Linked DNA regions of Homo sapiens: region 2 is linked to region 1. Evidence: chromatin contacts called from ENCODE Hi-C or POLR2A ChIA-PET data. All regions are on one chromosome and are shown on one strand. The core of a region is the stretch at or near the end of the contact, and the rest is flanking DNA. Distances in the headings are between cores, read along the strand shown.

Evidence for each region. A loop is a pair of places that touch in the nucleus more often than their neighbours do. ChIA-PET counts read pairs that join two places held with the same protein, here RNA polymerase II (POLR2A). Pooled maps may share reads with other maps.
Region 2: a pooled map shows a loop between it and region 1 (7-fold over the local background). The contact joins the promoter of ZNF783 here to the promoter of CUL1 in region 1. A Hi-C loop is called at or near these places in 1 of 37 single-sample maps with no recorded cell type and 8 of 50 pooled maps. POLR2A ChIA-PET finds 5 or more read pairs at or near these places in 1 of 52 experiments (activated CD4-positive, alpha-beta T cell).

The regions. Positions count from the first base shown.
Region 1 is chr7:148,695,476-148,701,552 of GRCh38, reverse strand. It overlaps CUL1 (cullin 1), which reads right to left and starts at 2,650. Exons shown (of 22, transcript NM_003592.3): 1 at 2,524-2,650. RefSeq lists silencers at 1,646-1,745, 2,046-3,075, 3,736-3,795 and enhancers at 1,623-2,348, 3,416-3,465.
Region 2 is chr7:149,257,832-149,264,184 of GRCh38, reverse strand. It overlaps ZNF783 (zinc finger protein 783), which reads right to left and starts at 1,989. Exons shown (of 6, transcript NM_001195220.2): 1 at 1,828-1,989. The coding sequence starts at 1,851. It overlaps LOC124901769 (a long non-coding RNA gene), which reads left to right and starts at 1,844. Exons shown (of 2, transcript XR_007060582.1): 1 at 1,844-2,538. RefSeq lists a silencer at 1,522-2,391.

The DNA.
Region 1 (6,077 bases), core at 1,401-3,900:
GGGGGGAAAAACCTGATCGTGTTTCCAAAAAAACACCAAACACAAAAAGTAAAAACATCCACACCTTAAAACTAGTTTTAAGGGGGAAAAAAGTTAAAGTTTCACAACCTGTTTTCTTGGCACTTTCCCAGACTTCCATAGGTATAGAAAACCTGGGCATTTTTCTGTTAGGGCCCTGTACTAGATACTGGGGTGTTTCAGGGAGAAGGGAAGTGAAGAGGGAAGGGGGAATAGAAAAGGAGGGATGAGAGAGACGATCAATTTTACTCGAGAAGTGTATAATAAAGCTTGAATTCTTAACCGGCTTAAGCACAACGACTGTGTTTTCTGTAGCCAAAAATCAGCGCATGTTTTCAAACGTTAAGTTTAAGTTAGAATTATTCCAGAAAACTCATTCATTAAAAAAAAGCAACTGAGGCACCACCACAACCAAGTTCTGTTACTCTGGGGACGCAAAAACAAATAAGGAATATCTCCTGCGCTGGAGGAATTCACAATCGGAAATGTATGGGAAATAAGGCTGTCATGTAGTTAATTACAGCTAGAAGATAATATTCAGTAAGTGGCAAGAGTCTAATGAACTGTAATATCTAAGGAAACCATGCAGAATCAGCTCAGGCATGCGTGTCTGTCTTCTGATGTGGTACACACATTAGGAGTGGGGGGTGGGGCTGGCTATAAGGACCTGAGCATGTGGCTCTCAGGGAGGGAGGCTTTTATAAATTGGTGAAAAACCCTAGCATATCTAAATTTGGTTTGTTTTTTGACAAAATCGTTTTTAAAAGATGAAGCCAATGAGAAAAAAAGTTTAACATATTTAGAAAGCAATTCAGCCATCCCTCTCAAGCTTAAGGAACACTCTCCTGAAACCTCCAAAAATGGGCATTAATAGAGTTAAAGCGAGCCAGTCTTGTGTTTGCATGCTTTGGAATTTGAAATGTAACGCAACTATTTCGACTCACCATGGAAAACAACAAATAGAACCTTCAAGTAAAACATTTTTCAATATCCAAAAACAAACCTTCTTTAAACAAAGAAAAATCTCATCTCCAAATATCTTTTTCAAACAGAATGACTGGTTTTACATTTTAAACATCATTACATATTTTACTACGTAATACACTCTCCAGGATTTCAGAAAATCGGGTACATTTTCGGGTGCACCATGAAATGAAGTGTTAAACTTAAAACTGCACACACTTCTGCGAGGCGTTAAGCTATGCTTAGGTCCTAGAAGCTCATGGCTTGAAGTAAAAAAGGAATCTAGTTCCTCTTCTGCCGCTTCGTTAAGTGCATTCCAAAAAGTGTGATCGTTTACTCCACTCAGAACTTTTGACGATTTTAATGCTACTACAGGAAAGAGCAATTACACAGAGCAAACAAATATTTAAGTAGACTGCAATTCAGTATTTGCGCACTTACCACTAACCCCTACTACGAACCAGAAGCAACCAAGAGTGACCCAATCGGAAAAGAGAATCCTCTTTTTGGCAAAGCCAGCCAGGGAGAAAACCCTAACTTTGGGGATTCATTTCAAGGAATGTCTACAAGCATTCCTCTCTTTCTTATCTTATGTCTGCGCTACACAATACTGCACGGGTGGCAGAAACGGGGGTCTTTCAGATCTTAAGGGAAAAAAAAGCGACGACCCCCGAGTCTGGGGACCCCAAGTCCCAGCGGCCTGGCGGGCGCACGGCTACCCTCAGGGTCAGGGCGCGCGCTCCCGTTGGGACCGGGGGCGCGCCGAGGCCGCAGCGCAGGGCCCGGCCCGACTAGCGAGCGATAGGCGGGCGCCGGGGGGCTCTGTCCGGTTCGGCCGCCGGGCTAGCATCCCTGCGCGCATGCCCCGGCCCGCTCTCCCAGGAGAACGGGGCAAAAGGGCGACTGTTACCCAATAATAGCGCCCTGCACGTTCGCAACAATGCAGGCGGGGAACCCGAGAGCCGCGGGCAGGGAACCGGAAAGCGAGAGAGCCCGGCTCCGCGGCTGCTCCTGCGCTTGAGCCCAGAGCTCACAGGGGAACACGCGTCGGCCGGAAAGCAGCGCCGGGAAGAAGCGTGGGCGCGAGGGGGCAAGGGCACGGGTCCCGGCGTCCCGCGGAGGTCGCCTCACCAGGCGAGGCGCGGACGCCCGAGCCGCCCCGGGCCACACGTCGGCCCACCCTCCGAGAACCCAGCCCGGTCGCGGCGGGGAAAGGGGCCGGCGCCACCAGGCCGCCGCCTCCAGGCGCGATGAATCGTGCTTTTTCCCAGTGCGTAGTCCAGGCCTGGCCGCCCCGGCCCGTCCGGGGTGACTCAGGGCCCGGCCCCGCTCGCTCCTCTGCCACCTTCGGCGTCCTCCGCCCACGAGTCCCCCGGCCCGGCCGCCATTCTGCCCGGCCGCGTTTCGGCGGCTCAGGCCTCGCCAGGCGCCTGGTTTCGGCCGTCGCGGCCCGAGTCACTGCGACACCGCGGCTCGGGGCCGGGCCTGCGCCGCCGCCGCCGCCGCCACCTCCTCTCGGCCCCGGCGGCTGCCGACACTCACCCGCATCTCTGTGGTGCCCCAAAGGCTCCCGCGACGCCTCCGCCTGGTCCCTGGGCCTGGGCCCCGGCGAAAGCCCCGTCCCGCCAAGGTCTAGCTGCGTCCCTCAGCTACCGGGGCTGCCCCGCCTGGAGCTGCGTGCGACACGGCGCCCGCCTCCTCCTCCTCCCCTGCCCGCCCGGCCCTCCTCCTCCCGCCGCCGCCGCCTGCACCACGCAACCTCCGCCCTCTCGCCTTCCCTGCGCGGCTCCCCGCCCTCTCGGCCTCACCGGCTCCGGCGACCGCGGGGGAGAAGCTGTTGGGGGAGGGCCGGAACGCACCGCCATCGGCGTCCGGGGCGGGGGAGCCGGGAAACCGTCGTCGCCATCGCCCCGCCAGCCCGAGGCGCGGGAGGGGCCCGGAAAGCTCCCTCCCGCCCGCTCGCCGCTGCCGGCGGCCCCGGGGGCGCCCCTTCCGCGGCCGAGGCCCCCGCTCGCGTGGGGAAGCTTCTACCTGCGAGCCTGCGGCCCCTGCCCCCGGCACCCGAGACATCCCCGACCCGGCGCGCCGGATTCTCTGCCAGGTTTTACAGCCTCCCTCGCCTTGGGACCGCCGCGGAGGACCCGTTCCCGCCACTTCGGACCTCGCGAGCGGGGCTGAGCTGCTTGGGTCGGGGACACCACCAGCCTCTGGAGAAACGGCCCGAAGCACCCCGAAGAAGAGGGGGTCCCAGTCCCCTGCCCCTCCCTTGTGCGCACCCCCACCCCCAGCTTGCCTGGAACCTGACTCCACACCTTTGTCGACCGGGACAGGGACTGGGGGTTGCACCCCAGATCAGAAAGTCAGAGGTGGCCCTCCGAATCGGCGCGGACTTCCGAGGAACCTCAGCCAATTCTCGACCCCCTTACCACCTGCAAGGCCTTAGGAATCGGCTCCAGAAAGCTCGAGCTTATCTGCGTGTTTCGTTTTAAAAATCACTTCTAAGATAAAACCTAACTAGGCTTTCCCCTTCAGACTTTCAGTAACTCCTGTTTGGCAAATTTTGACATTCACTCTATCCTTCGTCTTTGTAAGGACATATCAAGACTTAGAAGGCTTTGATTACACATACGGATGGCATGAGTCGTGATATAAAATAGTATTGTTTTCACGTGTACTTCGAAGTCATCTCATTTGAAATTAACTGTCATAATTGACTATTTGGAATATTCAACCTAAATACTACCCGCTGCTGTGGTGACGGGGGGTGGAGGAAGCGTGGTGGAACCCCAACACCTAGTGAGGGGTGGCTGATTAATACCACGGCTCACAACATAACAGAGCGGCTCATTCCATGAACAACCCCGGGGGGATTTCGAATTCTATCATCTGGGCAAAAGATGTGATGAGTGTAACTTCCTGTTTTCTCCAAACTAAAACACTACGCAGATTCCTGTACCGCTCTGGGACAGAAATCCTCAGCCAGAGCAGAGGCCGTCCCCAGAGTCCACACTGTTTCCTGCATAAAGTGGGTTATCTCAGAAGAAACATCCCACTGGTCTGTGTGATCCTTCTATTGAAATGTGGTCTTTTATCTACATCTAAGTATCTCTAGAAGTAATGCGTTTGTATGTACTTGTCACTCAGATATGTAATCCCTTAATTTGTGCGGGGTTTTGGGGTGTGAAAAATTCTTGGTTTATATCCTACACTTTTAAATAACCTCGTCAAAACTTACATGTATTTAACACCTTTTTTTGTGAGCACATGGTAAGGTTGGAAGTAAAAATGGAAGGTTTATCCCTGTGGCCCATGTTTTCCAGTGTACCTATGTGGGGTTTTAAAAAAATGTCCCAATTTCTTCCTTTTACTGGAGACTGCGTTTTTTAGACAACAGCTTATCTTCCTATTCCCTAACCAGTCTTCTCCAATCTTACCATTCAATATAGCCTCCTTTTCTGTGACTTCCTCCAGCTGAATAGAAGGGCTGAGTGGGTCAACCTTCCCTGTATTGTTTGTTTCCTCCACCCTCTCTTTTTCCTTAATAGCAGTATTTGGTCCACCCACACCACCCTCTCTCTTCTCACTGCCTCCATTCCTGGTTCTTAACTCCTTTCTATTCTTTACTCTCCACCTGCCTACACGATCATTCTTAGCAGCAAATTTATTCCATCGACTTTTACGTCCACTTAACATCCAGATTGCATTTACTTTGCGCAGATAACCTTGCCGCCTACCTCACAAGTCAAGGCCACCTGCTGCTCTCTTTCTACTTTAAAACATCCTTCCTCCATCTTTACCCCCCAACTCAGCAAAATTGATGTCTCTCTCGGATGACCCAAAGTTTGGAGGGATAATTAATTTGATAGATGTCAGAATCAAAGTTCAAAACAGTCTCAACAGGCTACAACATTAGGCCAAAAGCAATGAAATAAAATATAACTTTCAAATCTAAATATGATGTACTAGCTGGAAAAGCCCAAGTTTTAGATTTTAGACCTTGGTTTGTATCTAGTTACCCAAATTTGAGTCATATCCAGTAACTCAAATTACTATCTTTTGCTCTAGTAAGGTCAACTGTTAATTTGAGATAAAAATACCTACTTCATAAGAGTGTGAAGAGTAATTTATTTATAATTCCCACGTAATTCGTGGAACATTCACCAACCATTAGTTCCCCTCCCTTCCTCATCGTCCACAAAGTGGTTGTCTCTGTTGCCATTCATAACACATTCTTTAATTCATACAGACCTGGAAACAGACTCAAAATCCTGGCCCGTTCACCTTGTATCCCAGAGCTGTCACCATCGTAGAGAAATCGTTTGCCTCTTTTGGGTCAGTCATTATCATCATCATACCCATTTTTTCAATGAAAAAACCTAAGGCTCAGAGATGTTAGGCAATTTGCTCCAAATCACTCAGCCTGATCAGTGGCATAACCTGACCCAGTGACTCATGATTCTGTGTATATCCACTCCTTTACTAAGATATTCTCCCACACTTATGTTGGTCCTTTAGCCTTCTAAATGCTTTTCCTGGTTCTTATCTCTTTATCCTTCCACTTGTGTCCTGACTGATGGCAGATTATTCCTTCTAAACTGATACCTTCATCATTATAATTTTGTCCTTTCAAGCTTCAGTGGTTCCATATTGTTTATAGTGTTCAATCCAAATTTGGACCTGGCACTTAAGGTTTACCAGATCTTGTCCAAACTTGCATTTCCAAATTTATTTCCTGCCACTTCCCAGAAGGAACTCTCAATGCCATCCGGTCCTGTTGGTTGTACTCACTGGCCCACAGATGAGCTGTGAGTCGCCATTTATGAGGGCCTCCTTCAGTTGTTCCCTTAACAGATACCATTTCCCACTTCTTTCCTCCATCTCCAAATCATGCTCACTTTTCAAGATCCAGCTCACACCCCCTCCCAGGAAGCCCACCTTACACCTTCTACCCAAGCTTTGTGATCTCTCCCTGATTGCCTGTTCACATGTGCCTTTAAACTAGGTGGTCTGTGCTGTGGGGTGAGAGACAATTTCCTAAGGTTCACCTGCCCCCTCAGCACTGTGCCCAAAGAACACTGAAGCAGATTCCAAGCAAA
Region 2 (6,353 bases), core at 740-3,239, 560 kb before region 1:
TGATGTGGTTCTTCCTTCTCCAGGAGAAAAATTCTGTATAGGAATACTTATAAACAACAACAGTGTGATAGGATGGGCTAACAAGAGTCCAGGGCAAATCTGTCCCTTTTGGGGAGTTTTTTGGGATCTCAAGTGCTGCAAGAAGGGAGGAGCAGGTGGACAGGAGTGATCTGAAAGGTAGTGAAGCAGTGAGCCCCAGGCTAGGGGGAGTGGATGATGTCACCTTCTAGGGCCCCCTCTTCCCAGGGAACAGGACTATAAACCTGCAGAATCCTCAACGCTTTTTCTCTCCCTTGCACTCAGGGAACCCAAAAAGAAGCTCAGCACACTCACTAAGAGGAGGGAGAGGAAGTTATACTTTAATAAAAGTATCCAGAAAAATCAAGGTTTCAAAACCTTCACTGAGGTGTATTAATAATAGTAGGTATCATCTATTGAGCCTTTACAAGCGTTTTCCAGTATGTCAAAAATGGCCAAAGGATTATAATCTCCCAATTGGACATACTGCACTATATCAAACCAAGATTCTAAAATCTGCTAAACTGGCCTAACTTATATAGATGAAGATGCCAAAAAAACTGATGTGATTCTTCCTTCTCCAGGAGAAAAATTCTGTATAGGAATACTTATAGTGTATTCTTATGAATAAACTTATTCATATAGATATGTATCTGGACAGATAGATAGATAGATATAAATGAGACAGGCACCTGCGCCTGTAATCCCAGCTACTTGGGATTGGGAGGCTGAGGCAGGAGAATACCTTGAACCCGGGAGGCAGAGGCAGAGGTTGCAGTGAGATGAGATCCCGCCACTACACTCCACCCTGGGTGAGAGTGAGACTGTGTCTAAAAAAAAAATATATATATATATATATATACACACACACACACACACACACACACACACACACACACACGTATATATATATACTTTTTTAATTAAAAAATTTTAAAATGGCCGGGCGCGGTAGCTCTCGTCTGTAATCCCAGCACTTTGGGAGGCCGGGGCGGGCAGATCACGAGGTCAGGGGTTCGAGACCAGCCTGGCCAACATAGTGAAACCCAGTCTCTACCAAAAATAGAAAAATTAGCCAGGCGTGGTAGCAGGCGCCTGTAGTCCCAGCTACTTGGGAGGCTGAGGCAGGAGAATCCCTTGAAGCCGGGAGGCGGAGCTTGCAGTGAGCCGAGATCGTGCCACTGCACTCCATCCAGCATGCGCAACAGAGCGAGACTCCCTCTCAAAAAAAAAAATTAAATAAAATCTGCTACAGTAATCTTTTTTAAAAAAATCTACTATCTCTCTTGTAAACGACACAATCTTTCTCTTTGGCAAAAGTAGAATATGAGGCGTTTTAAAGTGTCTAATTCCAAAATCCCTGCCCCGGCGTGAGGCTCCCGCCTCTAATAGATGCGTGACCCTGGGCCTGTCCCTTCCCATCTCAGCCTCCGCTACTGTCCCGTGGGGCTGGCGGCCCCTGCCCGCCCAGCCTGCTGTAGGGGGGGCCGCGAGGCCTCAAATGGGACAATACTCCTAAGGCGCGGCCTCCTCGTCGCCGAGCGTGACTCTGGGGCCCGGCCTGGCTGAGGCCGCAGATGGGCCGGATCGTCAGCCGCTGACGTCGGGGCCCCGCCCGCCGGGCCTGGCATTTGGGCCGCCCGGTCAATGCCTTCGACGCGGGCTGGGCGATGGGCCGGGGGCAACGAGCGCGGAGGCTGCGCGCAAGGCCCTCTCACCCCGCGGCCTCGCGCGGCCAGAGTCCCTCGCGCGGGCTCACGCGGCGGCGGCCTGGGCCTTCCGGGCGTCCGCGGGGCCGAGGGCGCTTACCCGGGCAGGCGCCGCTTCGGCCATGGCTGCCCGCGTCCCTCGCTGGGTTGCAGTCCCTGGACCCGGCCTGTCGGGCCCGGGGCGGCGCGGCAGCGACGGCGGAAGCGGAGCGGGACCCGCCTAACCTGAGAGCTACTGCCGGGCGGCAGCGAACTGCGTCCCGAGCCACGTGCCCCGCTGGCCCTTTAAAAAAGAGCTGCGCTCGGCGGCCGAGCTTGAGGACGCGCACAGCGCCCCCTGCAGCCCGTAGGACCGCACGCCCGCGGCCGCCGCCCCGCGCCCTCCCGAGGCCTTCAGCGCCCGCGGCGTCCGGGACCCAGGCGCGGCCACCCACCCTCACCCGGGGCGCGGGAGTTGACGCCAGGGCGGGCGTGCCACGGCCTCCAGCGGGGCTACGTCAGGCGTAAGCCACTCCCGGGCCAGCGCGGCGCCCAACCTCTCTCTGCGTCCCACGCGGGAGCCGGGAGGGCTGCGGGAAGGAACCGCGCTGGAAAGTGCGAAACCTCGCGAGGGAAAGCTGCGTGGGGAACGGGGTCGGCCCTCGCCGGGGCTCCAGTCCGGACCGAGACTCTGTTGCAGCGCCTCCCACGCACCACAGAACTGAGTTGGGGAAAGTAAAAAGGATACGTGTGTACCCAGGGAGAAGCCAGGGAAACTTACATGAACGTTTTTAAAGTCTCTTTTAAATTTGACAGAACAAACGTGAAGATGGTAGGATTTTTTTTTTTTTTTTCCTAAGCCTGCCCTCCCCTCCTGAGGACTCTGGGGTCCCTTCCTCCTCCCGGGGCCCGCCTGGTGAAAGTCCTCAGCCACCCACGAGGACCCTTCTGTAGCTTTGGTCCAGGCTGAGATCACAGCAAGTGTGAATCAGTCCATCCCTCATTTAGGCCCTGAGGCATCTTGAATAAACCGCAGGACCCATTTTCCTCGGCCTGTGCTGAGGCATATTGAACTAAATGTGCTGTATGCAGTTGAAGCTTTGTTTTCTGTCTTTTCTGCATTTCCCATTCATCTCACAGTCTTTGTCCAACAAGCTGGCAAACTCTTCCCGCTAGAAATCTGCAGTTTTGTTTCTTTCTGTGTTTGGGTTTGTTTGGGGTTTTTTGGTTTTGGTTTTGTTTTTTCTTTTTTGGGGGGGGGGGGTGAGGGTGAGAAGTTATTTTCACAAATATTTGAGCCAAGCAAAAGCGTGGTCAACTATCAGAAAAAACACAAACTGATATCCTAAGTAAGGTGAACCCCAAAATTTGCGGAAAGGTTAGGACGTGTTACTTTAAGGTAACAAATCAAATAAATATTTGGCATTATTCATTTTGGAAATTCTTGTTGAACTATCCCAATCTAAAACACAAACTGCAAGTATGCACTAAAGACATTAAGAGCATCCCTAGGATCTTATCAGGGATCAGTCCAATCTATTCAGGATTATAAAATACCAGTAAATGGTGACGTTATAGAATAACAGTTAAGGTCCAATGCAAACAGAAAGGGTCAGGAAAATGGGCCAGGAGCCGTGGCTCATGCCTGTAATCCCAGCAGTTTGGGAGGCTGAGGCGGATGGATCACCTGAGGTCAGGAGTTCGAGACCAGCCTGGCCAACATGATGAAACCCCATCTCTACTAATACAAAAAATTAGCTGGGTGTGGTGGTGAGGTACTCTGGAGGCTGAGGCAGGATAATCGCTTGAACCCGGGAAGCAGAGGTTGCAGTAAGCCGAGATCATGCCATTGCACTCCAGCCTGGGCAACAAGAGCAAAACCCCATCTCAAAAAAAAAAAAAAAGAAAAAGAAAGAAAGAAAGGGTCAGGAAAATGGGCTGGAGACAAAAATGCTAGGATTTAATGAGCTCTGTTGAGGAAAGAGTGCTATAATGTTTGACAGCTAGTCTTCGTTTTTTAGAAAAAAAGTTTCTCTAAGTCAGTGGTACTCAAACTTCAGTGTGCATCATGTTCACTGAGGGTTCTTGTTAAAAATACAGGATGCTAGGCACAAACCTCAACATTTCTAGGTCTGAAACAGGAGGGGATGAAAGTGATGCGAATTTGCAATTCTAACTAGTTCCCAAGAAATGCTGATTCTATTGGTCTGGTGATCACAGTTCGAAAACCTTGGCACTGTTTATCAGGGTCCCACAGCTACCTCCCATTCCCATGCTCAGATTTTATAAATATATTTAATAAACGAACACTTTGCACCATAATGTGGTTTCTGAGCAGACCAGCCGGGGTGTCAAGCCAGCTCTGATATAAATTAAAATTACATGGTGGCTTTTTTTTTTTAAGACGGAGTTTCGCTCTTGTTGCCCAAGATGAAGTGCAATGGCACGATCTCGGCTCACTGCAACCTCCACCTCCCAGGTTCAAGAGATTCTCCTGCCTCAGCCTCCCGAGTAGCTGGGATTACAGGTTCCTGCCACCATGCCAGGCTAATTTTTAGTATTTTTAGTAGAGACGGGGTTTCACCATGTTGGCCAGGCTGGTCTCAAACTCCTGACCTCAGGAGATCCACCCACCTCGGCCTCCAAAAGTGCCGGGATTACAGGCATCAGCCACCACGCTCAGCCTACATTCATCTTTAATTGTTAATCTGTCTCTTGTGAGTTTGTTTTTTGGGGGATCAGATTTCCAGGACCTGATTATCTCTGGGTGAACTGACAACATCCAGTGGAGGCCCAGTCCGTGGAGTAACAAGGGTGACTCCACCTGCAGAAGGTAGGGTTGTCACAATTTGAGGGCCACCAAAGTAGTACCCAGGGTCACTCAACAAGAGGTCAGCACACTCAAGTGCCATTGTCCCCACCAGAACATCCTCAGCCAAGAGATAGTGGCAGGTCAGAGACAGAATTCCTGTGGCTCCCTCATCCTCCAAGCCAGGAATGTAATTTAGATTAGGAGGTGGACCCACACAGAATTATAAAGATGTTAGGAACGGAAGCATTAGTAGAGGGAGACCAGAAGTACAGCCAAATCCCACTTCCTCCATAGAAGCCTTCTCTATTTCAGACAACACCCAGCTCTCTATTCTGTGAACACCCATTATACTTTCTCATTCAGCAAACATTTGCTGAGCACCTATGTGCCAAGCACCTGTGCTGAGAGCTGTGGAGGCTGATAGGAGTAAGACATGGTCCCTCCTGAGGCCAGGCGCGGTGGCTCACGCCTGTAATCCCAGCACTTTGGGAGGCCGAGGCGGGCGGATCACGAGCTCAGGAGATCAAGACCATCCTGGCTAACACGATGAAACCCCGTCTCTACTAAAAATACAAAAAATTAGCCGGGCGTGGTGGTAGGCGCCTGTAGTCCCAGCTACTTGGGAGGCTGAGGCAGGAGAATGGCCTGAACCCAGGAGGCGGAGCTTGCAGTGAGCTGAGATGGCGCCACTGCACTCCAGCCTGGGCGACAGAGCAAGGCTCCGTCTCAAAAAAAAAAAAAAAAAAAAAAAAATGGTCCCTCCATTCCCACAGCATCACATCCTGTGACTGTTTCTTGGTCTTATCTATTGTTCCCTTCCCACTGCAGCTGCACCCAATCAGGTAGGTCCTCACTGGCTCTTCCTTGATCTCACTTGAAACCTTCTAACATATCCCAAACCTCACACCCCCCAAAAAGCACAGTATAATTCTTATTAGTATTCCCAAATCACAGCTAGAATCAGGTCACTCTTTTGCTCAAAATTCTTCAGCTCCCCATTATCAACCGAATAAAATCCAGACTCCTTGAAGCCTGACCCAACTCTTAACACCCACTACTCTCCTTCTCACACTCCACCCTCCCGAAATTGGATGAACTCCTCTTCTGTACATGTCCCATAATGTCTCCTGACTTGGTCATGTCACCTCCATTTAGAATGTCCTTCCTCCCATCCTTAAAAGGCCAGTTCAAATACCACCTATCACGAAGTCTTCCCTAATGTCTCACATCTAAAATAATTGTTCTCTGAATGCTTAAAGCCTTTTACCCTCACTTATCTGAAGACATTACTATTCTATCTTATATTCCCTTAGTAGCCTGTAAGTCCAAGAGCAAGATTTATCCCTGTACCCCTCTGTAGAATTCTGCACAGGGAGGATACTCAGATATTTGTGAGTGAACAAACTCTAAGGCAGAATGGAATACTGTCCTCACCTAGGAAAGGGCTGTGCAAAGGTGCAGTAAAGGAAGAAAACTGATTTTGAAAGAACATAAACTCAATAAGGGCAAAGATCTTTTTTTTCATTGATGTGTATTTAAAATAGTGTCTAGATAACAGGGACTCAATATGTATTTGTTCAATGAAAGAAATGGATGAGGGAAGCTTTCACAGAAGGAACTTATAAGCCAAAACAGTGAAAAATAGTGTTTGGTTCAGAGAAGGACACTGCAGAGAGAGGGAGAGAGCATGGCTTATTCAGTAAGACAGGAGGCCAGACGTGGTGGTTCACAGCTGTAATCCCAGCACTTTGGGAGGCTGAGGCAGGAGGATCACTTGAGCCTAGGAGTTCAAGATCAGCCTGGCAACATAGTGGGACCCTGTCTCTACAAAAGGT